Linked DNA regions of Homo sapiens: region 1 is linked to region 2. Evidence: chromatin loops called from intact Hi-C (ENCODE). Cell type or tissue: Calu3. All regions are shown on one strand. Each heading gives the region's core, and the rest is flanking DNA. Links, peaks and the distances in the headings are about the cores only.

Evidence for each region. Hi-C counts contacts between places; a loop is a spot of excess contacts. Peaks named below come from ENCODE experiments on the same cell type or tissue, not always from the same donor. Only the 100,000 strongest peaks of a DNase experiment are listed, where the experiment ranks them.
Region 1: it touches region 2 in a loop (11-fold over the local background); 4 of 110 quality-filtered maps call a loop at or near these places.

The regions. Positions count from the first base shown.
Region 1 is chr7:47,717,642-47,733,410 of GRCh38, reverse strand. No RefSeq gene overlaps it. Among named protein-coding and RNA genes, the nearest start is that of LINC00525, 36 kb to the left of the region's middle. RefSeq lists an enhancer at 8,493-9,424. In Calu3, for the core only: no CTCF peak of the experiment used is centred there; DNase peaks (open chromatin) are centred at 7,810 and 8,680.
Region 2 is chr7:47,596,234-47,612,002 of GRCh38, reverse strand. No RefSeq gene overlaps it. Among named protein-coding and RNA genes, the nearest start is that of LINC01447, 18 kb to the left of the region's middle. RefSeq lists a silencer at 894-1,135 and an enhancer at 10,853-10,942. In Calu3, for the core only: no CTCF peak of the experiment used is centred there; a DNase peak (open chromatin) is centred at 6,892.

The sequences.
Region 1 (15,769 bases), core at 6,471-8,970, 120 kb before region 2:
CAACCTAGCTCTAAGGCTCAAATGCCTGGTGTCTGCTTTCCCTATGAGAAATACCTTCCCACCTACCTTCCAGGCTGCAGAGGAGGGCAGGAAGTCTGTTCTGTGGCTTGCTAGATTCTTTTCAGTTGACGAACACCTGAGGAGGCGTAAAAAGCTGCCCAGCCTTCCTTACCCACTCTAGATTTCTGTGCTTCCTTCTGATTTTGTTTTTTGGTTTGTTATTATTGTTGTTTTTGAGATGGAGTCTCACTCTGTTGCCCAGGCTGGGGTGCAGTGGCACCATCTCGGCTCACTGCAACCTCTGCCTCCGAGGTTCAAGCGATTCTTCTGCCTCAGCCTCCTGAGTAGCTGCTATTACAGGCGCCCGCCACCATGCCCCACTAGTTTTTGTACTTTCAGTAGAGACAGGGTTTCATCATATTGACCAGGCTGGTCTCAAACTCCTGACCTCAGGTGACCCACCCACCTCCACCTCCCAGCGTGCTGGGATTACAGGCATGAACCACTGCACCCTGACTGATTTTGTTTGTTTTCTCACAGACTTCTAATTCACAGAATCTGCATCTCAAAATGGGGTGAAAACTTAAGGTCACCTTGCCCAACTAGCCCCTCTACAAAAACTTCAGTTAATTAATCAGTCTGCATGGATATTAGGTGTCAGGGTGTTTGTGGAAGTGACCTCTACAGAGTTTTGACACCACATACAAGGATCAGAACAAAATTTCAGGGTGAGACTCCAGGATCCAGGCTAGAAGTAAGGGATGGATCCCCCAAGAATGGCACCAAGGGCTGTGGCCTCAGAGCACCCCACTGGCCAACCAAAATTGCTTTAGGAGAGACGACTTGAGAGGCATTAGACAGAAGCACGCTGCAGGGAGAGGTTTGCACATGTTTGCTGTGCAGTCAACAGTGACAGTCCTGTGTGCAAATCCTGCCCCATCCAGGATTCGCTGTGAGACATGGAGGAGGCACGTAACCCCACTGAGATTGTTTCCTCATCTGCAACCTGGGCTAACAACTGTGCCTCTCTCAAGGATGCCAAAGAGTTCAATGCAATGACCATCCAATAGGCACATGCATTTTGCATATTGCATGGTTATGGCGCCTCTCTATTTAACTCATAGAGAAGGTGAGGAATTTAGATCCAGGTGATGAAGAGGGCTTTGAGAAGACAGATCTGCCTTGTTTCTCTCTTTGAGCCTCTCTTTCCTGATTTCTCAAATAAAAACTAGGAAATGTCAAGGCTGGAGATGACCTCTGAAGTTTCTTCCACCTGGAAGATCCAGCTTGAAAAGCAAAACCAGAACAAAATGAACACCCCATGCAAGTTCCTGAGAGGAGATGAAGCCAGGCAGACTTCAACAGCCTCGCTCTTGTCGCCCACACTGGAGTACAGTAGCACAGTCTTAGCTCACTGCAACCTCTGCCTCCGGGGTTCAAGTGATTCTCTTGCCTCATCAGCCTCCCGAGTAGCTGGGATTACAGGCATCCACCACCACATCTGGTTAATTTTTGCATTTTTAGTAGAGATAGGGTTTCACCATGTTGGCCAGGCTGGTCTTGAACTCCTGACTTCAAGTGATCTTCCTGCCTCAGCCACGCAAAGTGCTGGGATTGCAGGCATGAGCCATCACACCCAGCCATTATCCAACTAATCTAATGAGGGGTCTCACAGCAGAAGCATGATGAGCTAGGCCAGCCATGATGAGACCATATACAGGGTTCCAGGCAGGGGAAGAGCCAGGAGGCTGAGGTGCAGACCAGGCAAGCCCAGTCATCTGGCCAGGGAGGTCTGGGAGTCGGTGCGCTCAACATCTGTCCTACTCTCCCAGAGCTGCCATTGCACAGTTCCACAAACCAGGTAGCTTAAACCGCCTAACTCTACTCCCTCACAGTTCCAGTTCTGGAAGCCAGAGATCTGAATCAAGGGTCAGCAGGGCTGTGTTGTCTTTGAAGGCTCCAGGGGAGGGTTCCTCCTGACTCTTCGAGTTTCTGAGGCTCCCGGTTCTCCTTGGCTCATGCGCATCACTCCAAGCGCTGCCTCCGTCTTCCCGTGGCCTCTGCCCTCTGCGTCTGTGTCCAGCTTTCCCTCTTCTTATAAGGACACCAGTCTTATTGAATCAGGGTGCACCCAAGTGACCTCATCTTAACTTGATCACACCTGTGAAGGTCCTATTTCCAAACAAGGTTACATTCACAGTTAGGGGGGAGTTGGGATTTCAACGTATTTTTTTCTTTCAGAATTAAATTTTATTTCACAATGAAAGAAAACATACAAAAGGCTTAAATTTTCCCATGTTACAGTACATTTCAATGCAATAAGACGTTTTGTATTATGAATAAGATCCTGCTGATGTGAATACTGGAAACAGCAGTTTATGTTCTTCAAGGCAACAGACAAGGACTTGGTAAATGAGTCCTTAAAATGTTTAAATCCAGACATAAATGTATGGCTTCATTATTAACCATTCCTTTATCAGTGAGCACCCATTTAAGATGTATTCTTAACATTGTCCTGGTCAGTTGGAATACAGCAAAAAAAAAAAAAAAAAATAACCAGTTCAAAAATATCGAGTGTACATTTTTGCTACATATTAAACTGTGTGGTTAGTACACCTTGTATACATATAAGGCTCTAACCTTTATTACCCATAAGTTTGTTTTCAAATGTCAGCATATCTTTTGGGGAACACCATTCAACCCATGGCAGTGTGCCTCCTCAAGGAAGGATGGAGCACCTCAAGAAGTGTGATGAGCGCTTCAGCAACCAATGCGCACAGCCTGGTTGTCATGTGTTTCCTGGGTTCTGACTCCCACCTGCAGTGGAGACTTGGAGACCCGGGGACTGAGAGCAGGAGGAATTCCTGCTCCTGGAGGGTGCTCCCCTAGAACCAGAGACAGCTGGGAAGACCACTCCTCCCCATGTGGAAACTTCTCTTTGTGAAACCCCCTCCAAGCTGCCTTGCCTTTGGGCAGGAAGCCACGCCTGATTTATGGAAATTCCTGAAAATGCCTTCAGCTGGGACCTCAGTCTAGCTCTGAGCCAGGAGGCACCAGAGCTCCTCGGCAAAAAAAAACACCAAGCGGTCGAAATGTGCATTAATATGATGGGAAACCTTCTCGGAGGAAATTGGGAGAAATGTCTGTGAGTTATGAGTCATGGGAGATCATGGGAGACTACAAAACAAGGGAAACGGAATAGATACCCAAGGTATCAAAATGAAAATATGAGCAAAACGTCGAGGAATTGTCTGATTTCACTGATCGTGATGAAACCACAAAGTGGGAGCTGGGACACCTGGCCCACTGAAGTGGGAGAACTTGGGTGGACATGTCCATGTGGTATTGGGGGTGTGTGGGGTGGGGTGGGAGGAGGGGTACCCTACTTTTTGGTGATCAGGGTCTGCCGGCCTCTTCATAAAACCTGGAGCAAGTATCTGCCTCTCATCTTGCAATTCTCTTTAGAATAAGCTGTACTTGATATCTTCTTTGTCTGAAGATTTGGGGACCAGCTATCAATTTCAGGGGAACAGAAGAAGTTCTTTTTTATGATCTCTACAACTATTAAAGAATAAGCGTTAAAGTTGGTGTAATTATGATAGTCTTGCTAGTAACAAATCAAGGCTTTTAACTGTGAGTATTTCTGTTTTTAAAAGAGGTGTGCTAAATCTCCTTCCTATAGGAAAATAAAGAGAAAGAAATCAACCTTGACTCTGAGTTTATGAGAATCTGCCAAGAGAAATTTGGTTGCAAAAATGAGTGTGCACCCACTAGGATGGCTAAAATACAATTTTAAAAAGGACAATAACAAGTGTTGGTAAGGACGTGGAGAATTTAAAAGCCTCATACACTGCTGGTGGGAATGCAAAATGGAGTAGCTGCTGTGGAAAACAATCTGGTGGTCCCTCAAAAAGTTAAACATAGAATTCCCACATGACCCAGCAATTCTACTCCAAGGGACATACCCAAGAGAACTGAAAACACATGTCTACCCAAAAACCTGTACACTAATATTTATAGCAGCATGATTCCAAATTGGCAAAAAGCAGAATCAACCCAAATGCCCATCAACTGATGAATGGAAAACAAAATGCATTCCAGCCAGACAATGGAGTATTATTCAGCTATAATAATGAATGATACATGCAACTGATGCATGCAACAACACACGCCTGAACCTTGAAAACATGGCTCTCAGTAGATGTGTATTCCAGAACTGGATTATGGTTATGGTTCCACAACCTTATGAAGATTGTAGACATTGATAATGGTGGCGTGTATGGTGTGTGAATTATATCTTAATAGAATAAATGACAAAAGTCAAGGGGAAAGTGAGGGTGCAGAAGTCCTCTAGTTTACTGAAGGGGGATCGTTAACATTCTAACTGACAAAAAGAGAAACTCCTTACCCTGGAGCTCTTGTGAGATGCAGTGGCAGTGGAGGCTGGGGCAACACCAACCGTTGGAAAGGAAGGGAGCCATGGGCACTCACGTACGCTGCTGATGAAAATGGGCACAACCACTTCAGAAAACCCTTGGAAAGCAACTACTAAATATGAACATTACACAAACCTGCTCCCTAGAAACTTCCTTCCTAGGAAAAGCCCAACGTCAATGCGAGCACATAGACATAAATAGACATATAGGAATGCTTACAGAGGCATCATTTGCTGTAAACCAAAACCAGGGAACGAGGAGGAAACAGCCCACAACTGTCCATGGATAACAGGATAGCTGAAGCAGGATACTCACACAACAAAACACTATGCAGAATAAAAGTGAGTGAACTAATACTACACACAACAGCAAGGAGAAATCTCTCAAACGCGAAGCCGACCCTCAATCTCTCAAACGAGAGGCCTTATCAAAGGCATACTCAGTGGATAATCCCCATTATAAAAGTTCAGAGACAAGCAAATCCATTTGTGTCACTGGAAGTCAGATAGTGGCCACCTTTGAGAAGGAGAGAATGGCTTCCGGGGTGCTGCTGACCTTGGCATTTTAATCTGAGTGATGACGCTCATACAGGTACATTTATATACAATGTGTGATAACCTTCAAAGAGTGCGCTTGTGACCAGAGACCTTTTCTGTTTATTAAAATTCAATCCTTAAGCTAGAGTTTAAACTTGAAAGCCATCAGCCCTTTGATGAAATTGCTAAAAATACAATAAAAATTTTTCAATCTGGAGTTAAAATTTGAAAACAGCATGAAGTTGTATGCAGCCTACTCTCTCAAAATTCAAAAATTTCATCCATAAAACTTTATATCGATCCCTAACTTTCAGAACTAAAGTATTTCTGGATTATAACTAGTCTGATTCTCGTCTAAACTATAACCACATTAAACAAAAAAGTATGAGTCTTTCAATTGGGCGGTCAGTTTTAGTTTAAAAATATCTTTTTAAATATGAGCACATCTGGATCTTCTAATCATAAACAACTCCTTTTTAAAATGTGTTTAAAAAGCTTTTATTCCTCAGCAAAGGAATTGGATCTCTTTGTTGACTTTAACATTTGCAGAGAAGATGTTGACCTAAAAATTCTTAATGTATCTAGATATTTAATTTTGTTTTATAACTTCATAATTCTCTTTACTGATTCTTCACTCCTCTAGCATTTAATTTTAATTTGTTCACTTGTGTTAATTATAGGTTAAGATTTGTGTGTGTAAGCTTATATAAGTGTGTTCATATTTTTGTGAGAAAGACAGTGAGAGAAGGTTTAAAAACAAAGGAGAGAGTGAAAGAATGAGAAAAATAATTGGAATGAGAGAGAGAATATATGTAGTATAATTGATGCAAAGTACTGCATCAACATACATGATTACTTCAGGGCTGTTCAGCACGATTTTTTAACCTGTTTTTTTTAAAAAAAAAGCTGGCAGGGCATGGTGGTTCACACCTGTAATCCCAGCACTTTGGGAGGCCAAGGCAGGCAGATCACTAGGTCAGGAGTTCGAGACCAGACTGGCCAAAATGGTGAAACCCTGTCTCTACTAAAAATACAAAAATTAGCCGGACATGGTAGCGGGCACTTGTAAACCCAGCTACCTGGGAGGCTGAGGCAGGAGAATTGCTTGAATCCAGGAGATGGAAGTTGCAGTGAGCTGAGATTGCACCATTGCACTCCAGCCTGAGCAACAGAGCAAGACTCCATCTCAAAAATAAAAAGAAAGAAAGAAAAGAAACAACAGGGCACTCCATCTTGTGGAAAGATGGAATAAACTCACTTTTCCCTAAGCATAACTAAAAAGCCTGGGCACTGGGTATTAAGCACAGTAAGAAGACTCTGAAGGTAGAAAGAAGGCAGACTGTATAGAGACTTTGGGCCCCCACTGAATGGCTCAATGGTGAGTTCTTTGGGGCATCTTCCCCTTGCCTCATATATATCTCAGACAGGGAGATGGAGAAGCCAATGACCTGGAGATGCCAGTGGGCACAGACAAAAAAAAAAAAAAAAGCAAGAAGAGCCAACTCTCTTATGACCCTTGTGACAAAGTGTAGTCAACCATATGCAGAAATCAGTGTCATTCATTGCAAGAAGAACAGAAAAACAAGTTCATTACTATGGTAATAATCTGGTTTCTGTGCTTAATGTCAAATAACAAGTTGCTATTGCTAGGTTGATATTGTTCTGAATATTGAGGAAATGTGAAATCTCTTTATACTTTTATAATAAGATTTCCTATTGTTAATCTATAACTAGTCCAGCAGAGCTTTAATTTCCTCCTAATAGGACATTTAAACATTTACCAGGTTATGGAGAGTTCAAAAATCAGGTTTTCAATCAGCAATTCCTAATTCAACTTCTGCTCTCTACAGGCTAACACACACTAATGAGGAACATTGCTTCTTTACAAACCAGAACAGCAACATGCAGAGTAATCAGTTTAGCCCTGCACCCTCCAGCCAGAATGCCTCCAACTGGCTCGCTACAGATGCACCTGGCTGGATGTTAAATTGTTGAAGGAAGAAGCCATTGGTTGGAAACTCTGTGTTGGCTTTATAGTGGAGCAGCAGAGTGAAAAAATTAATAAATACATAAAAACCAAAAACAGAACTGGGAAACAGTTTTGGTGCCAGCCAGTCTGGCTGAGAAGAACCAGCCTCCACTTGATCATGCCTGCTGCCATGCCTACCTTCCTTTGGTCTCTGACCTCTCCAGCAACATGCACGGAAGGGCACCTGCTCTATGGGGCATGGCATTGACCTTCTTCCTCTCACTCAATCATCCCAGCCAGCCTATAAAGTAGGTAGAGCGACAGCTTCACTTTGCAGGTGAAGAAACTGAGGCACAGACACCTTAAGTAATGTGCCATAGGACACCAGTGTTTTACTGGCACCAAAGCCTATTCTCTCAACTGCTGGGCAACACTATCTATGTTTCAACTCTTCTTTTTTTTAATTGACTCTCACATCTCTCCATGCTGACCGTTGGCCTAATCCCCATGTATAATTCAGTAAAGGTAAATGTTCTACAAGGAGCCAAACACTGTGTTTAAAATATACGCTTCCCAATTTTGTTTAATCCAAGTTTGAAATGTAGTCTTCTTAGAAGAAAGAGACTTTCATGCAATCCTCCATGAGTGTAAACTTTGTGTTCATAGCAGAACATTTGATGAGAATCAGATCAAAGGTGTTTCTGGCTGTATCCTGAGTACAGTATTCTACATACAGTATTCTGTTTTGCTGGTTGGGAGCAGATTAATCATCTAGGAGAGGTTGAGTTGACAGAAATGGACAGATCGCAGGATGGAGAGCCTGCCCTTCCCAGCTCCGCAGGCCAGGGGGAAACCCCTGACACGTGGGGGCTAGGCAGAATGACTTACTGAACAAACACACCATGAGCTGAGTGCCCAGCCAACCAGATAAAAACATCCTTCACCAGGAAATTGAGGTATCAGGCCTCAGTGGCTTTTCAGGGTGTGGATTCCTTTAAGGGCAACCTTGTTCTCAAGAGTTCATTGTTTTGGTTCCTGCTAAACTCCCTGAAGGTAGTTTGCAGATAACCCCAGAAATGGGCAGGAGGGCCTGCCAGCAGCATGGGGCAGGCTTGTTTCTTTCTGAGGAGCCCAGGCCCCATGCCCTTCAGCATCACTCAAGACCACAAGGTCCCCACTCCCTGATGGAATAGCCACCCCCACCTGGCCTGGCCAGCTCCTGGCCACTCCTTTACTGCTGTCTAAATCTCAGAGTCCATCAGTGTGGAACATGTCAGATTCAGAGTTGCTCAGATATTTCCCCAGAGCTTGTATAGCACCAGGACCACCCATTGTCTGCCCTCATCATCCCAACTTGGCAACCTACCCCGCCCTTCTTACATTTCCCTCATTGGTCCTTGCACATTTCAGCTTTGCAGCCAGGCTCAGCCATTTAACCTTATTTCTGGGAATTTCAGAGTGAGCACTGGGTAGGCCTGGAACCTAAATCCCATGGCTTCCATAGGCAAACGTGTCTCTTTTGTCTGTCACCAGATCAAAGAAAGGGGGAAAGGGAAGGGTTTGGTTGGAGGTGGGGGAACAGTATTCTTTCATTCATAGGCAGAGACTGGCTTGTGTAAAAGTTTCAGGTTACATGAAATCTAAGCAGTATTGAAAGAATCCTGATGACTTCATCTCCAAATGCCTTGAATAGCCTTCCTCAACATCCTGCTGGGGCCACCCTGGGGTCGGGGACTTGCAGGCTTTTTAAACACATGGGCTTTGCCAGCTGCACAGGGTTTAGGGGACTGTTTGCAGCTTGGATGTATGTAGCTCTTTGTCGAGGGAGGCAGACCATTTCTAACCATACCTGGCCCTGCACCCTCCCAGGCTGTTCCACCTGCTTCAGGCCCTTTCCCTGCTCCTGACTCCCAGAGCAACGTCACGCCACACCTCAGGGGCCAACTCGAAGGCCGCACACCGGGCACACACCTTCCCCAACGCTGCTGCTCTGAGCTGGCACAGGGGCGTCCCCACATCCTGCCAGTGGCCCTTTAGGCCTTGCCTTGTAGGAATTGCAGGAGGCCTCAGACAATCGCCCCAGGATGACAGAGCCCTTGAGAACAGTGTCAGCGTCAGACTTGCCCTGTATCCTCCTCATGCATGGCCAGTGGGAGACTCCAGTAGACACCGGAGGGGTGGACTCAGGAAAGCATGAACGAATGGCCGAAGGATGACAAAGTCTCACTCCTCTAGGGGTATGGCAATTTCCACACAGCTTTCACACCCAGTATGCCAGCGGTTCCCAACCATTTTGGCACCTGGAACCAGTTTCCTGGAAGATAATTCTTCCATAGACTGGCAGTGGCGGCAGGGGAGATGATTTCAGGATGAAACAGTTTCACCTCAGATTATCAGGCATTAGTTAGATTCTTAGAAGGAGCATGTAGGCCAGGCGTGGTGGCTCACGCCTGTAATCCCAGCACTTTGGGAGGCCGAGGCGGGCGGATCACGAGGTCGGGAGATCGAGACCATCCTGGCTTACACGGTGAAACCCCGTCTCTACTAAAAATACAAAAAATTAGCCAGGAGTGGTGGCGGGTTCCTGTAGTCCCAGCTACTTGGGAGGCTGAGGCAGGAGAATGGCATGAACCCGGGAGGCAGAGTTTGCAGTGAGCCAAGATAGCGCCACTGCACACTCCAGCCTGGGTGACAGAGCAAGACTCCGTCTCAAAAAAAAAAAAAAAAAAAAAAGAAGGAGCATGCAACCTAGATCCCTCATATGTGCAGTTCACAATAGGGTTGGAACTCCTATGAGAATCTAATGGTGCCGCTGATCTGATGGGAGGCGGAGCTCTGGCGGTCATGCTTGTTCGCCTGCAGTTCACCCCCTGCTGTGCGGCCCAGTTCTTAACAGGCCATGGACCGGTACCAGCCCGCAGCCCAGGGGCTGGGGACCCCTGCATGAGGCCATCTCCAGGGTCACACAGACAGTGCCATTCATACTCGCTTATGGCTCCAACCAGAACCCATGGTGCATGAGACCCATGTCATGGAGAATAATGGAGTGACTTGAAATCAGGACTTCCATCTTGTACCTGGGAGGGCACAGAGGTGACCACAGAAGTAGCAGAAGTCAAGTCCACCCCTTGGGGCAAATGCAAACCAGCCATTGGGCTAAGAAGGTAGACGGCCATGTGTAATCCCCCTGAAATGTCACCCAGTACTCATTTCCATCTATGCGCAACTTCTGTGTTCCCAGCACAGAATAAGTAAAAAGTGGGGGAAATTAAAAATTAAATGTGGAGTTAGGAGGTCTTGGCTTCTGTGTCTCCAGCCATTGAATAGGAGAGCAGTAACGGAGTAGAAGATGATGGTTTGGAGGCAGAACCCCATGGGCTGGATGGCGGCCACAGGATGGGTTTGAAGCATAACAGGAGGTAACCACATCAACTCATTCAATCCTTTGGGGTCATCTTCAGGTCCAACTGCCAGGTGCTATGGGCTGAACTGTGTCCCTCCAAAACTCATACACTGAAGTCCAACCTCCTGGGCCCTCAGATGTGGCTGTATTTGGAGATAGGGTTTCAAAGAAGTAATTAAAGTAAAATGGGATGATTAGAGTAGGCCCTCATCCAATATGACCTGTGTCCTTATAAGAAGAGGAGATTAGGACAGAGACACACAGAGGGAGGACCATGTGGGGACGCAGGGGGAGGACCGTCATCTGGAAGCCCAGGAGAGAGGCTTCAGGGGATTCCAGCCTGACAACATCTTGATCTTTGATTTCCAGCCTTTAGGGCTGTGAGAGAGAAATGTCTGTTGTTTAAGCCACCCAGTCTGTGCTATTTTATTACAGCAGCCTGAGGTAACCGAGACATGAGGGTCAACCTTATTAACGCTTTGAAACTGAGGAAACCGAGGCTGTGAAAAGACTGAACTGGGATGGTTCCCAGATGTGTCTGGCTCCTCAGCGTCTCCTCTTCCCACCACACCACAACCACGGGAAGAGGGCACAGCACCCTTTTTCCCTGTCCCAGGTAGAAAGTCCAGAAGATAGTGAGCAGGTCTTAGGCCAAGAGGAGGTACTCAGAGCCGAGCTGAAGCCCCTCGGCAGAACTGTGTGGAGCCAAAGGAGAGTGAGGACAGCATGGCCGGAGGAGCCCAGCACACAGGCCTCCAGAGGGGGACAGGCCAACGTGAGGACAGACGCTGCTCATGGAGACTGGCCCACAGCCTGGGTGAAGGGTATCAGGGGCACAGAGTGATTCACCAAGAGCTGGAGGTAACTGGAGGGGCTGGGGAAGCACAGGTTTGGGGAACCAAGTCCAGAGAAAGAGAAAAAGCGCTAGTCTCAACAGGGAGAGAAAGTGTCCCAGGTGTGTAAGGAATGTGACAGCCTCTGTCAGCGAAGTCTGGGGTTGCTGAGCACTGGACTTGTCTGATCTGACATCAGAGTCAAAGCACCAGATGTGCTCCCCAGGAGGTTCTTCCCCCGCAGAAGCACAGACTCCCTACAGACGAAGACCCCCTCGGGCTGGCCAACTTGCGGCCGAGACCTTCCCAGGAGACTCTGACCAGTGGCCAGGGAAAAGGAGAGTTGGGGAGCAAGCAGCCCCATCACAGCCTTTCTGGAAGCAGTACCCCGTGAGAAGGGGCTCGGGGGGACACCTGTCGGCCAGGTAGAGAAGCGCAACAGGGCCATCCTGTTCTGCCCCTTGCTTCCTGCCTCCATGAAGGCCCAAAAACCCATATCTGTGTGTAAATAGGTCATGGGGTGGGGGTGGAACTGCCACTTACTCAGCACTGTCCTATGCCAGGACTGAGCATTCATTCATTCATCATCTCAATCAACACTGAGAGCCTCCTCCATGCCAGTCACTGGGAATACAGTGGGAAGCAAAAACAGGGCCCTGGCCCTACTGAGTTGGGATTCAGTGCTGCACACTTTCACACGAGTCAGAGACATTTCATCCTCACATCATCTCTGTAGAGTGGGCAGCATTAACTCGAAATTAGTAAAGAGATTCAGAGCGTTGGGCACCTTATCCATAGACACAGCATGGTGCAGGCCCCGAGGGTTCTCAACTAAAGGCCGTTTTGCCCACAAAGGGACATTTGGCAATGTGGAAGACATTTTTGGTGTCATAAGTGGATGGTGCCACTGGCATCTGGTGGGTAGAGGCCAAGGATGCTGCTAAACATCCTACGATTCCCAGGACAGGCTCCGTAGCAAAGATTTCTCCAGCTCCAAAGGTCAACAGCACTGAGATGAGGAGACACAGCTGCAGACCTCACTGGAGCTCACTCACCTCCAGTTCTGCTCACGGAGGCCCAGGATCTCCACACCCCAAGACCCTCGCAGGGGGATTGGCTTGTGGCTGCTCTGGATAAAAGGCATGAGAGGAAGTGCGTGTGTCACTTCTGGGCAGAAGTGTAAACATGCGGGTGACAGACCTCCATGGACGTTCCCCCACCATGAAGGTGAAGGTCGCTTTCTCTGGAGCTGGCCAAGCTTGGAGACAGGAGCAGCCTGCAGGGCTCGATTTCTGTACAAGGGACAGCTGCCCTGTGAAGTCACGGGCCCACAGAAGATTTTGCATATGTGAGAAATAAACAAGGACAATGTGAAACCACTGAGATTTAGTAGATGTTTCGTTACCACGGCAGAGCCCAGTCTAACCTGACAAATACACACGCTGGTGAGGACTCATGCCAACATTCAAGGCCAAGCTTCAGCCTCAGCCTCCTCACCTGCCAAAGGCATGTTGTGAGGGTCCAGTGAGATAAAGCATGTGGAGCACTCAGGATGGGAAGACAAGCCTCAAAGCCCAGGCCCTGGGCATGCTGCAGGCAGGTGGCCAGTGTCCTGGCCATCATCACCATCTGCATGCGGGGGAAGAAAGAGAGTGTGAGCTCACAGACAAGAAGGAGGCCAGGTTGTGAGACGGCCAGGCTGGGCCCTGGAGGCGTGGGAAGAAAGCAGCTTCCCCAGCCCTGCGCTGGCCCTGAGCCCTGAGTGCACGTGAAGAATGAGGTCAATCAGCCAGCATCTTCATCTTCCTGCAATGCTGCATGAATGAAAGAAATGAATTTCAAATGACTTGGACCAGTATCTAATTATTATGATTTATTAACACCAAGTACATAAAGCAGCCCCTGGACATGACATTCCCCATTCCCCCCGTGAGTCTGGGAGCCTGGCGAGCCTCCTGCTGCACCCTGAGCAATTCTTTTCATTATCAGCATTATTATTATTTATAGCAGCCCAGCCACCAGGAAGCAGGGCAATCACCAATCTCCATAAAGTTCGCAGCAAGTTCAAGGATCGGCCAGGAGGCCTTGAGGGCAGCTATGAAAATCAGAAAACAGCTTGGCAGCTGGGGAAAGGGGACCCCAGTGGCCTGAACGTCTCCAGAAGTTTTGGCCTGTCTGATCTAAGAGGCTCACTGACAGAAAGGTGAGCTGGTACAACTTCTGCACCTTCTCTTTCTTAAAAAAAAAATGTGGTAAAATACACTTAACATAAAATTTACCATTTTAACCATTGTAAGCGTACAATACAGTTCAGTGATATCTAAACACATTCACGTTATTGTGCAATCATCACCACGCTTCATCTCCAGAATGTTTTCGTTGTGCAAAATTGAAAGTCTGTCCCCATTCGACACAAACTCTCCATTCTGCGTCCCTCTAGCCCCTGGCAGCCACCACGCTACTTTCTGTCTCTATGAATTTGACCACTCTACATCTGTCACATGAATTTAGCTATTCTAGGTCCCTATTCTGGGTTCCTTAAATATCATGCAGTATCTGTCCTTTTGTGCCTGGCTATTTCCTATTTCCTGTAGCAGAATGTCCTCAAAGTTCATCCGTGTCATAGCATGTGACAGAATTCCCTTTCTTTTCAAAGGTGAATAACACTCCATTGTATGCATATACTACATTTTGCTTATCTATTCATCTGCTGGAGGACATTTGGGCTGTTTCTCCTTTGGCTACTGTGGATAATGCTGCCATGAACACAGGTATGCAAGTATCTGCTTGAGTCCCTGATTTCAATTCTTTTGCATGTATATCCAGCATGGACTCACAAGATCATATGGTAATTCTAGTTTTCATATTTTGAGAAGCTTCCATACTGTTTTCCACAGTGGACACACTATTTCATGTTCCCTGCCCCCCAACACAAGGGCTCCAATCTCTCACCACTTCTACGCCTTACTATTAGGACCTTTCGGTGATCACTATGACTGCTGGAATTCGCCATTATGGAGTACTTAACAGTGTACCCAGAACTTCCACATTCTCTCCAACTCCAAAGGTTGAGGGCGATGCTAAGCTCGTAGGAGCTTTGGAATACAATCATAGTAACACTTTCTCAGATTCAAGAAGCCGCATGTGTTCTCTAAACTTCATTCTGAATGGAGGTTGGTCAACAATGCTACATGAAGACAACATGTAATGCTTAATCACAGAGGAAGATGTGCAAATGTAAATGCTGTCATACTTGTCTATATAATAAACAGAAACCATACTCTCATCAGACACATTTCTTTGCTCAGCATATTACCTTCTCCTTCTCCCTCTGGGTTGGAAGTCACTGGCAGGATTTGAAGAGACGAATCCTGAAGAGATGTAAGGTATCTTGGTTAACTGGTGGGTTTTGGAAGCAGTGCAATCCAGCCCTGTGCCCCTAGGTGAGGCACCTTTTCCCTCAGAGATGGTTCGTCATGTGTAAATTGCGGCTGGTGACAGGATTTAATAGTCACAATAGTCGTCACTTACCAGGTGCTCCCTGGGTTTCAGGCACTTATTTTTAAAATTGAGAAAATTCACGTGTAATAAAATTTACCATTGTAAAGTGTACAATTCAGTGGCTTTTTAAAGCGTGTTTATAAACCATCATCATGATTTAATTCCAGAACATTTTCATCACCCTAGAAGAAACCCTGTACCCATTAGCAGTAATCCTGCACCCAATTCATCACCTACCCCCACCTCCTGGCAATGACAAATTAACCTACTTTCTGTCATTATGAATTTTCTTATTCTGGACACTTAATATAAATTGAATCATATTAAACATGGTCTTTTGGATCTGGCTTCATTCACCTAACATAAAGTTCTCAAGGTTTACCCACCTTGCAGCACGTGTCAATACTCCATTCCTCTTTACGGCTGAATAATATTTTATTGCACCTATATGCCACATTTTGTTGATCCAGTCATCTGCTGATGGACATGTGAGCTGTTTCCACCTTTTGGCTATTATGAATAATGCTACTAAAAACTCTCATATGCAAATTATTGTGTAAACATTTTGTTTGTTTGGTTTTTGTTTTTTGGTTTTTTGAGGCAGAGTCTTGCTCTGTCACCCAGGCTGGAGTGCAGTGGCGTGATCTCGGCTCACCACAAGCTCCACCTCCCGGGTTCACACCATTCTCCTGCCTCAGCCTCCTGAGTAGCTGGGACTACAGGCGCTCGCCACCACGCCCGGCTAATTTTTTTGTATTTTTAGTAGAGACGGGGTTTCACCTTGTTAGCCAGGATGGTCTCGATCTCCTGACCCCGTGATCCGCCCGCCTCAGCCTCCCAAAGTGCTGGGATTACAGGCATGAGCCACCACGCCCGGTCTGTGTGAACATGTTTTTAATTCACTTGGGTATATAACCTAGGGGCAGAGTTGTTAGGCTGTAGGGTAATTATATGCTTAACTTCCAGACTGTTTCCACAGTGGTTATACAATTTTACATTCCCACCAGCCTTGTAGGAGTGCTCCAATTTCTCTTCTTCCTCACTGACACTTATTGTTGTCTGTCATTCTGATTACAGCCATCCTGTGAATG
Region 2 (15,769 bases), core at 5,341-7,840:
CCTGTAATCCCAGCACTTTGGGAGGCTGAGGCGGGCGGATCACGAGGTCAGGAGTTTGAGACCAGCCTGGCCAACATGGTGAAACCCCATCTTTACTAAAAATACAAAAATTAGCCGGGCATGGTGGCGCAGGCCTGTAATCCCCGCTATTCAGGAGGCTGAGGCTGGAGAATTGCTTGAACCCAAGAGGCGGAGGTTGCAGTGAGCCGAGATCATGCCCCTGCACTCCAGCCTGGGCGACAGAGTGAGACTCCATCTTAAAAAAAAAAAAAAAAAAGTCTCTGAGACACGGTGACAGAGAGGCTTCTATGGAGCCCTGAGGATGGGCTGAGGAGCAGACAGTGCTGTCGGCGGCTGACTTGCCGGTTTGGGATCCCCCAGGCCAGTGCCCTGGCTCACAGGAGTGGGGCCCGTCTCCAGGACCCAAGTCTGTGTCTTTCATGGGCTCACCATTCCAATATCTCCCTTGCCCTTTCCATCTAACCACTTAGGCCATTTTTGTCTCAAGGAAAAGCAATTGCCCTTTAACTACCAGCTTGTAATTCTTCAACACACCCACCAGATGCTAACCTGATATCTAGACAATTTGCCTTTTCAAGGACAAACCTTCAGGCCTCCATATAAATGCTCAGCCTCCTCTGCAGACCGACCCTGCCACCTGGGCTTGGCTGTTTGCCTGTGTTGATTTGACTTGTCCTTTTGGCCGATTACCCTCTGCCGGGAATTGTTCCTGATGGTGACATTGTAAACCACCAGTATATTATAGAGCTGGAGAAACACAGCGCCTCGTGCAGGATAGGCAACCTTTCTCTTGCCGAGCAATCACTTTGAACGTTTTGGAACTGGAAGAGGGCTGGTGTGAGGCAAATGGCAATAGCTGTGTGTTCCCGGGGCAGAGGGGCACGGTAGTGGGGGCACCCATAGAGACGATTAGCTGTGAATGCTTCCAGATTCCTCCTTAGAACTGCAGAATGGAAGGTGGTACATACCACTCACTAGAAATGGCTTATGTCCAGGACAGCCAAGACTCCAGAAGACAGTGCAGTCTGTGACCAGGGAAGGACCTGACCTGGCAGGGAGAGGAGCTGCTTAAGGAAATTGAGCCTGCCATGAGATTCATCTCCATAAACAATCCCCAGCTAGGAGATCATAACCCTGCTTTCCAAACAGAGCTGCTGTTTTCTACTGTTGCATAATTACACAGATCGCCCAACTGTTTGGGAGAGACCACACATTACTTTTCCAGTTGTGTAAATAGAAACGAGCCAGCAGCAACTAACTGAGCTCCTGGGGGTAGAAATGAGAAGAGGAGGGATGGTGAGGGATGAGCCTGCTCCCAGCAGGGCAATAGGGAGGCCACTGCCGCTGCCTTTGCCTGGAGAGCCCCTGGCAGCCTGCTCTGCACTCTGAAATCAGTGATAGGGCTGAAGGTTTTCTCCCTCTCTTTCTTTCCAAGCTCGAGGCTTTGTAAGAACTGGATCAGCTGTGGAAATAGTAACACTTTTTCCCTGTCCCCAAAACTTGCAGAGTTAGATGAACAAGGAAGGCAGAGCCCTCAGCCTTCTTGAAGGTTCAGACAGGGCAACTGATGCCTGGCTCCCTCCGCTCCAGCTCCGTGGGCCTTCACATATTCCAAGCCATTCTGTAAAACCCTTCTGCTGAATGAGCGCCTCACTCGTGGTCTTTCCTGGGATGTATTCAAGCTCTCTCTGCACAGACAGGCCTTGGAAGCTCTGCTCATAAACAGAAGCTGATGAAGCCAGCTCTTGGCCTCCGCCAAATCCACATGAGGGCTGAGACATCAAGAAGGGATTTATTCCCATTCTTGCTCTTTGCAATCATCAAAACAACTGTGGTATAGTTACTGATAACTCTTTGACGTGGGGCAAGTTAGGAAATGTGTGGAGGGAAGGTAGGTGGGGGATGTGGTGACTTGTCGCTCAGCGTCAATCTCCAGCATCATACCCCAGTTCTGCCACTGTCCACTCCAGGGCCTTTTTTTTTTTTGAGACAGAGTCTTGCCTTGTTGCCAGGCTGGAGTGCAGTGGCGCAATCTCAGCTAACTGCAACCTACGCCTCCTGGGTTCAAGCGATTCCCCTGCCTCAGCCTCCTGAGTAGTTGGGACTATAGACGCCAGCCAGCACGCCCGGTGAGGTTCTTGGTCTCGGCGTTTGTTTCTCCATTGACAATGTGGGGTCACAGTGAGAGGCCCTTCCTTCTCCATGGGTTGGTTATGAAGACTTGAGCAGCTGATTCACATAAGCACCTGCCATGCTATAATTGTTCAATGTGGCTGAGCACCGCAGCTCATACCTATAATCCTAACACTTTGGGAGGCTGAGGTGGGTGGATCATTTGAGGCCAGGAGTTCGAGACCAGCCTGGCCAACATGGTGAGACCCCATCTCTACTAAAAATAGAAAAATTAGCCAGGCTTGGTGGTGCGTGCCTGTAATCCCAGCTACTGAGGAGGCTGAGGCAGGAGAATCACTTGAATCCGGGAGATGGAGGTTGCAGTTAGCCAAGATTGCACCACTGCACTCCAGTCTGGGTGACAGAGCAAGACTGTGTTCAAAATAATAATAACTATTATAGTTGTTCCATGTGTTAATAATAATTAGCAATCACTTCTCTGGGAACCATGTAGGGTTAGGGTCAGATTTTGGTGAGATAAATCCTATACTGAGCCTCGTAGATAATGGGCACATAAGGGGGTCCTGGTGCGGTGGCTCACGCCTGGAATCCCAGCACTTTGGGAGGCAGAGGTGGGTCATTTGAGGTCAGGAGTTCGAGACCAGCCTGGCCAACACGGTGAAACCCTGTCTCTACTAAGAAACAAAAAACACAAAAGTTAGCCAGGCATGGTGGCGGGCGCCTGTAATCTCAGCTACTCGGGAGGCTGAGGCAGGAGTATCGCTTTAACCAGTGGACAGACAAGAGCCAAGATCGTGCCACTGCACTCCAGCCTGGGTGTTACAGAGTGAGACTCTGTCTCAAAAAAAAAAAAAAGAAAAAAAAGATAATAGGCACATAAGGATGACCAACATCGCAACACTGATTATTTCTCACTACAGAGTGCTTTGTCCCTAATAAAACAAGGGTTGTGAAGTGCCCTGTAAGGATGTGAAAAGTGACTTATAAATATTCATTTACTCTGCCTTCAAGAGAAGGGAGCCGAGGAACCTATTTTACTTCATAGATAAAATTTGTTGGGAAAAAATCTAAAAGCAGATTTTCAATTTCTGAATGTTACTAATCTCAGTAACATTATAAATGGAACTTTTTACTTTCACCTATCGATTTTCTGACTATAATTAAGTTATTTACCATTTGCATATATAGGGGGCCTGGAAAACTCTTATGATTATATGAATGTTTAATGTCTAGATATTAACATTCTACAGATGAAAAATGTCTGGAGCAAAAACCTTACCTGAACTCCAGTAGAAGGTGCTCTTCGGCTTGATGACATTCCTGTCTGAGTACAGCACCCACACTTCCAGATCTGCAGTGGAGGGAGTCAGTGAAGAGCTGACCAGCGCGGGGCTGACCTGCTCACACCGGGCACTTGCACGCACCTCCACCTTTAGACTGCTCACCATCACAGGGCCGCTTTCTGACCACTCAGGGAGAGTGAGGCGGAGACAAATCTTTACCCTGCCTGAGACCAGATTCAGTCTTCGCTCCCTGGATGCAATTGTTCTGAGGGCCACATTCCTCTGCTCACTTGTTTGATGGAGCAAGAACAGATCATCTAAGGATGCTGGAAAGGTTAAGGACCTTCCTGGAGGGCACTCGCTGTGTATCTCTGGTTAGGTTGGCGGTGACATTCACTCTGAGATGGCATGATCAGTAAACACACCACTTGGGGTGGGTGTTTTTGAGAACGTGTGTACAGCAGATTCAAATGACTGTCCTAGGCTCTGGGACCCCAAAAGCAAGTGTCCTTGAAAATGACTCAGGTGCTTAGATCTACATATGTGACACTGTGCTGAGTGTCCCTGTACAGGCCTGTACATGGCTTTAAAGTAGTACATGGCAGATGTGGCATAGAGCATACATAGATAATTAAAGCAAATGTATACTTCATGCTTCATGTCTGTATTTTTGCTTCATATTGTAGCTTGCTAAGTTGCAGTAAGAAAATACTACAGGCAGGATGTGGCGGCTCAGGCTTGTAATCCCAGCACTTTGAGAGGCGAGGTGGGTGGATCACCTGAGGTCAGGAGTTTGAGACCAGTCTGACCCATATGGTGAAACCCTATCTCTACTAAAAATACAAAAATTAGCCAGGTGTGGTGGTGAGCACCTACAGTCCCAGCCACTCAGGAGGCTGAGACAGGAGAATTGCTTGAACCCGGGAGGTGGAGGTTGCAGTGAGTCAAGACTGCACTACTGCACTCCAGCCTGGGCGACACAGTGAGACTCTGTCTCAAAAAAAAAAAAAAAAAAAGGAAATACTGCAGACAGGGAAGCTTGAACAGTATAAGTTTATTCTCAGTTTTGGAAGCTGAAAGTCTGAGATCCAGGTATGGGCCGAGTTGGTTTCTTCTGGGGCCTGTCTCCTGGGCTTGTAGATGCCACCTTCCCCAGGTGTTGTCCCTCTGTGTGTATCTGTGTCCTAATGTCCTCTTGTTTTAAAGACACCAGTCATATTACATTAGGGCCCACCCTAATGACCTCATTAAACTTTAATTACCTCCTTATTTTTATTTATTTATTTATTTTTTGAGACAGAGTCTCACTCTGTCGCCAGGCTGGAGTGCAGTGGAGCAATCTCAGCTCACTGCAACCTCCACCTCCCGGGTTCAAGCAATTCCCCTGCCTCAGCCTCCGGAGTAGCTGGGACTACAGGCACACCCCACCACGCCTGGCTAATTTTTTGTATTTTAGTAGACACGGGGTTTCACCATGTTGGTCAGGCTGGTCTCAATCTCCTGACCTCATGATCTGCCTGCCTCAGCCTCCCAAAATGCTGGGATTACAGGCGTGAGCCACCAAGCCTGGCCTTAATTACCTCTTTAAAGATCCTATCTCACATTCAGTCACACACTAAGGCACTGTGGTTGGGACATCAACCTTGGGATTTTAGGAGGCGCAACTCAGCCCATAGCAATGTTCCAGGTTTCTTTTTCTTTTTAAAACACCATTTATAAATGTAGAAATTTTTTTTGTTTGTTTGTTTTTGAGATAGAGTTTGGTCTGTCACCAAGGCTGGAGTGCAGTGGCGCAATCTCTGCTCACTGCAACCTCCACCTCCCAGGCTCAAGCAGTTCTCCTGCCTCAGCCTCTGGAGTAGCCGGGATTACGGGCGCCTGCCACCACAGCTGGCTAATTTTTGTATTTTTAGCAGAGACGAGGTTTCGCCATGTTGGCCAGGCTGGTCTCGAACTCCTGACTTCATGATCCACCCGCCTTGGCCTCCCAAAGTGCTGGGATTACAGGCGTGAGCCACTGTGCCGGGCCAAATTTAGAAAGTTCATAAGCAGATGACAGACAAGAGGAGCCTGGGGAGGAATCCTAGCCTAGCAGTCTCCATCTTAATCAGAGACAGGCTTTACCCGCAGGTATTGACTGTCTGACCATCGCAACTGTGACCAGTCAGCACCAGTGTCCCAGGCTTGTTCATATTCAGCCAGAGTACCAACAGCCAGCAGAGAATAAAGCTGACTGGCCCAGTCACGGCGCTGCTGCCAATGCTTCTGCTCCAGCCTTCGGAGTCTTCCCTTACCCCACCCCTGCCACAGAACCCTCTTAATGTTCGTACTTTTGACAAGCCCTGTCCTACTGACCCCAGACCCCAGATTGCATTGGCTCCTCAGTGCCTTCTGTACCCTGAACTCACTGCACCAGCCAGTCCACCCAGGCAAAGATGCCATACGAGGCCCTCAGCCCTAATGCCATTTGACTTTATACCCAATACTGGAGAAAGCAGACTCTTTGCTCAATGTTTAATTTCTTAGTTGGAATTTCCAAACTTTCACTCCATTGCAGCACACAGGATGGAGGGCCCAGGGTTGTGAGTGAGTTTACTCTTTTTAACCAGAGTAGTACAGGCATCAGTAGGAAAGGGAATGAGAACCCCATTGCTGGAGACATCACTTTGCCTCTGCTATTTCATTACTTTCTCTTTCTTTCTCTTTCTTTTCTTTCATTTCTTTCTTTCTCCCTCCCTCCCTCCCTGCCTCCCTCTCTCTCTCTCTCTCTTTCTTTGTCTCAAAAAAAAGTCATGTTGGCCAGGATGGTCTCAATCTCCTGACCTCGTGATCCACCTGCCTCGGTCTCCCAAACTGCCGGGATTATAGGCCTGAGCCACTGCACCTGGCCTGTTTCATTACTTTTGTTTTTATTTTTTATTTTTTTTGAGACAGAGTCTTGCTGTGTTGCCCAGGCTGGAGTGCAATGGCGCAATCAACCTTCGCCTCCCAGGTTCAAGCTATTCTCATGTCTCACCCTCCCGAGTAGCTGGGATTACAGGTGCCTGCCACCATGCCTGGCTAATTTTTGTATTTTTAGTAAAGACGGGGTTTCACCATGTTGGTCAGGTTGGCCTCGAACTCCTGAACTCAGGAGATCCACCTGCCTTGGCCTCCCAAAGTGCTGGGATTACAGGCGTGAGCCACTGCGCCTGTCCTGTTTCATTACTTTCTAAGTAAGTCACCATCAGCTTCAGCAGTCTACCATAGGTAACAAATGGCTCTTCCTGAACGCATGTTGAGGACACTTTGAGGTCTGGACCCCAGCTCCTTAATCACGTATATGGAGTGGAGGTGCGCTGTTTACTGTAGGGCCTCACCAGGCTGGCTGTGCAGAGTTTACAGACTGACTTGCATGAAAAAAATTGGAAGGCTCACCCCAGAAAGGAATGTTGGCAAGAGAAGTTATTTACTTAGAGGTTGAACTCTAGTTTGGTCTTTGGGACTTTCCATGCTATTTGAAAGAATTCTGGCATCCCAACTATGTGGCAAGGGCTGACCAGGGTGAAAAACCTGCTTCATGTCACTTTAATTTGGAGAAATGAAATTTGCTTTACTTGGAAACAGTATCCGCAATTAAGCCAAGGAGGGAGGGCGGGGGTTGGAGAAGGTTTCACAGGGATAGCAACATCCAGAACAGCACTTCTATAATCTTTGAGGTGAGATATTTAGATGCCAACAGGTCCAATACTGCAAGAACATATCATTCACTCATTTATTGGAGACAGAGTCTTGCTCTATCACTCAGGCTGGAGAGCAGTGGTGCGATCTTGGCTCACAGTAACCTCTGCCTCCCAGGCTCAAGTGAACCTCTTGTCCCAGCTTCCTGAGTAGCTTGGGCTACCGGCATGAGGATGTCTCTACATATTTTGTGGATGATGTTTCTACATTTTTTGTAGAGATGGGGTCTCACTGTATTGCCCAGGTTGGTCTTGAACTCCTGGGCTCAAACTATCTGCCCACCACAGCCTCCCAAAGTGTTGGGATTAGAGGTGTGAGCCACTGTGCCCAGTCGAATATATAATTTAAGTCATTGGCAAGTAGCATGGGTTTTTCACATCATGAAAGTAATGTAACCCCACAGTGGGAAACTAGAAAATGAAGGAAAAGTCTAAGGTGCCTTAACAATTGCCAGTAATCCTACCCCCAAGGGACAATCCTGGTTGTCACCATTAACATGTTTACTTCTTGCAAGGTTCCTTTTTTTTTTTTTCGAGACAGAGTCTCCCTCTGCCTCCAGGCTGGAGTGCAATGGCACGATCTCCATGTGTCCAGAATTTATTCTTTCTGGTGGGTTCTTGGTCTCTATGACTTCAAGAATGAAGCTGCAGACCCTTGCAGTGAGTGTTACAGCTCTTAAAGATGTGTCCGAAGTTTGTTCCTTCAGATGTTCAGATGTGTCCGGAGTTTCTTCCTTCTGGTGGGTTCGTGGTCTCACTGACCTCAGAAGTGAAGCCACGGACCTTCGCAGTGAGTGTTACAACTCTTAACGGTGGCGTGTCCAGAGTTGTTTGTTCCTCTTGGTGGGTTCGTGGTCTCACTGACTTCAGGAATGAAGCCACAGACCCTCATGGTGAGTGTTACAGCTCATAAAGGTAGTGTGGACCCAAAGAATGAACAGCAGCAAGATTTATTGTGAAGAGCAAAAGAACAAAGCTTCTACAGCCTGGAAGGGGACCTGAGCAGGTTGCTGCTGCTGGCTCTGGTGGCCAGCTTTTATTCCCTTATTTGGCCCCACCCACGTCCTGCTGATTGGTCCATTTTACGGAGCACTGATGGGTCCATTTTACAGAGCACTGGTTAGTCCATTTTACAGAGCTGTGATTGGTGCGTGTACAATCCTTTAGCTAGACACAGAGCGCTGATTGGTGCATTTTTACAGAGTGCCGATTGGTGTGTTTACAATCCTTTAGCTAGACACTGAGGGCTGATTGGTGTGTTTACAATACTTTAGCTGGACAGAAAAGTTGTCCAAGTCCCCACTCAACCCAGGAAATCCAGCTGGCTTCACCTCTCACTGGCTCACTGCAACCTCTGCCTCCTGGGTTCAAGTGATTCTCCTGCCTCAGCCTCCCGCAGGTGCACACCACCACGCCTGGCTAATTTTTGTATTTTTAGTAGAGATGGGGTTTCACCATGTTGGCCAGGATGGTCTCAATCTCCTGACCTTGTGATCTGCCTGCCTCGGCCTCCCAAAATGCTGGGATTACAGGTGTGAGCCACCATGCCCACTGCCCAAGGTTCCTTCTAAGCATGTTTTTATCTATGTAAGCATGTCTTTTCTGCATAACTTTAGATTGTTTGAGCAAAATCTTCTAAGAAAATTTTTTGAAGCCATCATTTTATTTTATTTATTTTTTCCTGAGACAGATTATCGCTCTGTCGCCCAAGCTGGAGTGCAGTGGCACGATCTCTGCTCACTGCAACCTCCCCCTCCAGGGTTCAAGAGATTCTCCTGTCTCAGCCTCCTGAGTAGCTGGGACTACAGGTGTGCACTACCATGCCCGGCTAATCTTTGTATTTTTTTTTTTTTTTTTTTTTAGTAGAGAAGGGGTTTCACCATGTTGGCCAGGCTAGTCTCGAATTCCTAACCTCAGGTGATCCGCCCACCTTGGCCTCCCAAATTGTTGTGATTACAGGCGTGAGCCACTGCTCCCGGCCTGAAGCCATCATTTTCACCTTGCCAATCCCATGCAGGTTGAGTTCAAACCTGCCCTCTTAGAGTTCCTGTTTTGCTGCCTGGGAAATGGGAACAATTATAATTCCTGTCTCAATAGGCTATGTCTTTGACTGTTTGTGCTGCTATAACAAGAAACCAGAGACTGAATAATTTATAAAGAGCAGAAATGTATTTTATCAACAGTTCTAGAGGCTGAAAAGTCCAAGATTAAGGTCGCAGCAGGTTCAGTGCCTGGGGACAGCCTGGTCTGCTCTTCCAAAATGGTGTCTTATTGCTGCATACGACCAAGGGGAGGAACATGGTGTCCTTACAAGGTGGGAGGAACCAAAGGGGCCAACCAGGGAACTTACTCCCTCCACCAGGGCTTTTCCTAAGGGCATCTAATCCCATCAGGTTGTCAGAGCCTTCATGACTCAATCACCTCCTAATTAGGCCACACCTCTTAACACTGTTGCATTGGGGATTACGTTTCAACATGAGTTTTAGAGGGGACACAACTATTCAAAACCACAGCAGGCTATTCCTTTAAAACACAGAAACTGCTCCCTGACCATAGTGTCCTCAGGAAATGTTTTCTGATTGTTATATTTCTCATAATTATAAACAATGCTGCCCTGAACATCTTTGCACCTAAACCTTGGATTGTCTCTCTGATAACCTTCTTGGAATTGAATCCTGGCTGTAGTTTTACCAGTGTCCCATAGAGAATTTAAAGTAGAAGCTGACCTCCAGCCTGACTCCTCCCAGGCAGCTTCTTTTGCAGCTTACAGAGTCCATGCCCCACTCTGACACCTCTTCTGGCCAGGGTGTAAGAATGCAGGACCTCTGCACAGGAGCAGGTGGGGGGTGTCAACTTCTAACAAGGTGAACTTTGCTTTGTCAAATGTGTGCTGAGCAGGATCTGCCATCAGTTGGGCCTGAGTTTGTCGTCAGAGGGTCTCTCCATAGTGGGAAGCTTCACGGTGTTTTTCACCAGCTGCTTCTGAATCACACAGGTGGCTCTGAATCACACAGTGTGACATGACTGATTTCGGCAGAGGTCTCAAAATGCAGCTCAGATGTCACCATCTCCATGAGGACATCCCTAAACCCCTCTCAGTGTCAGTCATTTCCTCCTCCAGGCCACCCTGCACCTCTGTTTTACCTTCCATATCACAATATGCTTCTTTCCTTATGTGGCCGTCTCCTCCCCTGGTTGATGTCTTCCCCAATGCATTGGTGTGAATCACCTTCCCCCATGAATTGGTGTGAATCACCTTCCCCCCGTGCATTGTGTTAATGTACACACTGAACAGATTTCTTAGGCAAAGCTGTGAACCCCACCATCCCAGGGACAGGCAGCATCCACATTCTATTCAATGTGAATCACTCTTCCTGGGGTTGGGCAACATAGGGTAGCACTGATTTTAGTGCTCATTAAACCATTTGTTAAACTAATGTGAAATTGCAGAGAAACCTTCTGCCCTTCACCTTGAGGGTGGAAATTAAAGTCAAGACCCACTTAAGAGGAAAGGCCCTGGTGAATTACAACCACTTCCCCTTTTTAATTTCAGTCAACACTTTTACACTGGGACCAAGGGGGCACAAAAGTAATATCCCTTTGCTGAAGGTCTGCAGGAGTTATCATTGCATCCCTCTGAAGGGGACATTCGGAAGTGTGGTTTTGAGATGTCAAAATTTAATCATTGCTAAGAGTTAATGTGGCCTCAGCAGTAAATACACAGGCCCTGCTCCAAGCTGAACCCAGGGTGAATGGTCAGAAAACAAGTCAGGAGAAAAGACACTGGTGGAGGAGGAAGGAGCTTGCTCTGACCCGGAGAAAGAACTCAGTGCCCGTCTTGGCTCAGCACCCTGTCCTGCAGCCCCAGTTTTCTCAGCTGTGAATCACGCCAATAGAACCGTAGATTAGTGGTTTTCAGACTTTTTTAAAGAGACAGTATCTCATTATGTTGCTGTAATGCAGTTGAAACGGGAAAAGTTCCCTTGTCCTCTTCACAGGGCATGTGATGGGGATGTGGCTCACTTCTTTGGTGCCCCCCTGCTCACACCTCTAGGGGAGCATACAGACAGGCAGGTTGTGGGGCTCTGATGCCATGGCAGTGTCTAGGGGTGAATGTTTACAACTTCTGAAGCCCCAGTGGGCGTGTGTTACAGGGTGATCTTTTAGTTTGCCATCCATAGGCAGCTTGTGTTAGTCAGCTCAATTAGACCGTCTACCTTGTCTCAAGGACAGAGGGCTTTCTGTATCCCTGGGTTTCTTGCCTTGGTGTACTAGAAGAATCAGATCACACATGGGCTTGCAGAATGAGTGCAAGGTTTTATTGAGTGGAAGTAGCTCTCAGCAGACAGGGGAGCCAGAGGGAAATTGTTTTCCCCTGGAGTTGGGCAGCTCGGCAGCCCAGGCTCTCCTCAGACTGCCCCAGCCAAACTCCATGTCATTACACCAGTTGATGGCCTGCGGGCATGCCGGTGCCTGTCAATGTGCTCTTCTGCCTGCGTGCTCTCGACGATCAGCCGCTTGTGTCTTCTTCCACCTATGTGTTCCTCACAATGTCCAGTCGCTTGTGTGTCTCTGCCTTGTTAAGGTCTCAGTTTTTATAGGCCCAGGATGGGGCCAGGTGGTGGTGGGCCAGGGTGGTCTTGGAAATTGCAACATTTGGACGTGAAAGCAGAAGTGCCTGTCCTCACCTAGGTCCTTGGGGGTGAAGCCCTAGCCAGGAACCCGCCTTCTTCTACCCAGCTCTTCCCCTCTCTGCTTCTGTATCATTTAAAGGGACCACGCTCTTCCCTTCCCAGCACTCCCTTATCATATCCCCCCTTTAAAGAGGTACATCTAACTGCCACTAGAATATGGACGATGACCGGTCTTAGCTGTTTCCTGTTGACAGGGGCGTTGTTTTGGGGAAAACGGCAGTCAGACTCCTCCCAGAGGTCTATCTAAGGGTTCCTAGCAAAGGGGAGCCATCGTTTGAGGCTCCGGTTGCCTGACGGTTTGGAGTTTGAGGGTTTCTAGGCATGAGAGAAAAAAACAAGTTTTATAAGGTTAAGAATGCATGAGTTAAACATGTGTATTATAACAAGGAAAGAATTGAGTGCCAAAGATTACAGAGACAAGAAGTAAAATATACTAACAACAACATTGTACCCCAAGCTGTTTCATCCTGGTGAAAGAAATTAAACCTTGTATGGGAGCGGATAAACTTTAGAAGAGAGATAGCTGTTCTTGCCATATCCTTAGCAATTCACAGATGCACCCTGGGAATACCTGTATCTTGTCTCTCTTTCCTAGGCTTCCCTTTCTCTATTATAAAAGACTGAGGTAGCCACTTTCAAGAGGTCCTCTAATATACTGTCTGGTCCTAGGACCGGTTTTTGCAACTTCCTACTGATGTCAGGGGCAGCCTGAGTGATAAATTTATCCTTTAGGATTAGCCGTCCCTTGACTGAATCAGGAGATAGAGAGGTGTGCTTTACCAAGGCCTCTCTTAGCCTTTCCAGGAAGGCAGTGGGATTTTCATCAAATCCCTGGTCAATCATGGACAACTTAGTATAATTGAGAGTCCTATGTAAGCCCTCCATTATGCACACCTGAAAGTGTTTCCTCTTCTCATCTTCCATCTTGTCACTGGGATCCCATGTAGGGTCATTCACTGGTACTGCTTCTCTTCAGGTTGGATAATGTTCACCCCCTTCCCTGATGCTATATGTGACACAAAGCTCATCCCCAAATCTCTCTGCTGCTTGAAGAGCGACCTGTTTCTCAGTGTCCATCAGGGTCTGATTCAAAAGTAACATAACATCTCTCCAGGAGAGTTCAAATATTTGGGTGAAATTCTGGAAAGCCTCTATTTATCTATCAGGGTCATCTGAAAACTTGCAAAGATCTTCCTTAATTTACTTTAAGTCCCGTAGGGAGAAGGGGACCTGGACCTTACTGGGCCCAAATTCACTGGGCATTTGTTGGAGGGGCAAAAGTGAGACTGGGGCTTGTTTAGGGGGAGGATTTTTAGGAGTGGGCAAGTGAGACGCTGAAGCTGTAGAAGGAGGCAGGGGTGAACTTGGAGGAACAGGGTTTGAGGGAGCTGGCTCCTCTGCTGGGGGTGCCTCTGGCACTCGTGTCTTTACTTCCCTGGGCTTGCCCCTTGCAGCCTTCCTTGAGATGGCAAACAGGAAGGCTAGATCAATCCTACACTGTCGGCAAAGGTCCTTGCAAGGTACAGAAAGCCTACACATATGGAGCCTCAGACTACCTGCCCTCACATCTACAGAAAAGTTCCAATTGCCAGATTGTATTGAAATGAATGGTTCCTCCCTGAGGCCAAGCCAGTCTTTCCTGTGAATCATAATTTGGCCAAACCTTTGTGCAGAGGGATATGAGGCACTTTTCCTCCAGACTCTGAGAGTCCAAGCAGTTCCAGTGGTTCAGGATACACTCCAGAGGAGTATAAGCTGGGGGTGGTGAAGAGAACGGGTTGCCCATTCTGAAAGACAGGGAATAGAGGCATCCCTCATTCCCTTCCTTCTCTCAGCAAAAACTCAGGGTGTGATGAATAGAGAAAGCGAGCATCCTCCCTTCACTCTCCACCCTTTATCCCTGAGCCCCGGCAAACTTGGCAGGTGCCAGCCATGGGTACTGATGTGGTACGTATCCATGAAGCAGGGAAAACCTGGAGAATAGGAATTAACCGCCCTCACCTATGCTTCCCTTTCTCCCTGCTGTCGGTAAACTGAGTTCCCTGGGCCTGTTTATGCCATGAAGCATGGCCTTCTTCCATGACGTGTGGGGGTTTAGTCAGCAGGAATTGGTCCTGCCCGTTTACATCGTTCCTGTTGCCTCGCTTTGGATCCCTCAGACGTGGATTTCTTTCTAGGGCCTCTGCCTGAAGCTTGGAATCCAGTTTGGGACTGAAAAGATATTTTAGAGGCTATTTGTATGTGTTTAGAGTGTCTCAAATGTGCCCTGCCAAATTTGCAGTTCTCAGACAGCAGGGGTTGTTCCTCTGTTAACTTTCCTATCAGAAAGAGTGGGGGTTGTGGGGGGACTCTCACTTAGAAAAAGAAAAAAGAGAAAAACAATTTAAGGGGGAAAAGGGGAAGATTCTGGGGAAGAACACTTTGCTTAGTGCAACTGGGCCTTTCTAATCCTTATATTTTTTCCCTGGTTCAGACCATCTCTAATTCGTTGGCCAGGGAAAGAAAGAAAGCGCCCATCTGTTGGCCCTGTGGGAGTGCAGCTACTGTGGGTTCATGGCTACTGTCACAGCTTTCTCCCACACCCACTCATGGCCTTCTGTGGGCACACCTAGGTGCCTGAGCGAGGAGGGAAAAGGATAAGGAGAGGTGCCCTTAGCACTGCGTGCCTGTGCCTGTTGAGGTGGAGGTATACATGGCACCTCCAGGAACAATTGGTCTGATTTGCACCTTTGGCGTCTGAGCCTAATGGTCATTTTACTTAGTAACATTGCTGCAGCATGTAGCAAAACTCTTAACATTATAAAGGAAGAGATAAGAATCATTTTGAGCTGTGTGAGAGAAAAAAAAAAAAGTCTGGGGGTTTTCACTGGCCAGTTAGGGCAGAGTTTCTGAAGGGAATCAGCCTCTTACCTGCAGGAAAGAGAAAGATGGCAAGCTTTTGGAAGAGACGCAGACCCGACAGTTTCACATTTGTTTACACTCACCTTCCAGGATCCCGGGCGAGCCCCCAGTTGAAATGGGAAAGGTTCCCTTGCTCCCCTTGCAGGGAGTGTGATGGGGGTGTGACTCACTTCTTCAGTGCCCAGCTGCTCAAACCTCTAGGGGAGCATACAGACGGGCAGGCTGTGGGCTCTGACCCCATGCCAATGTCTAGGAATGAATGTTTATGGCCCCTGAAGCCCCAGTGGGCGTGTGTTACAGGGTGCTCTTTTAGCCTGCCATCTATAGGTGGCTTGTGTTGGTCAGCTCAATTAGACCCTCTACCTTGTCACAAGGGCAGAGGGCTTTCTGTACCCCAAGGTTTCTTGCCTTGGTGTACTGGAAGAATCAGATCACATGTGGGCTTGGAGAATGAGTGCAAGGTTTTATTGACTGGAAGTAGCTCTCAGCAGACGAGGGAGCCAGAGGGAGACTGTTTTCCCCTGGAGTCGGGCCACTCGGCAGCCTGGGCTCTCTTCCAGCTGCCTCGGCCAAACTCCATGTCGTTCTGCCAGTTGTTGGCCTACTGGTGTGCTGGCCTGCTGGTGCCTGTCAGTGTGCTCTTCCTTCGGCATGCTCTTGACAACCAGCCACTTATGTCTTCTTCCACCGATGTATTCCTTACAACATCCAGCTGCTTGTGTGTCTCTGCCTTGCTAGGGTCTTGGGTTTTATTTTTATTTTGTTTTGTTTTGTTTTGTTTTGTTTTTTGAGACAGAGTCTCACCCTGTCACCCAGGCTGGAGTGCAGTGGTGTGATCTTGGCTCACTGCAAGCTCTGCCTCCCAGGTTCATGCCATTCTCCTGCCTCAGCCTCCCAAGTAGCTGGGACTACAGGTGCCCACCACCATGCCCAGCTAATTTTTTGTATTTTTAGTAGAGACAGGGTTTCACCGTATTAGCCAGGATGGTCTCAATCTCTTAACCTTGTGAGCTGCCCG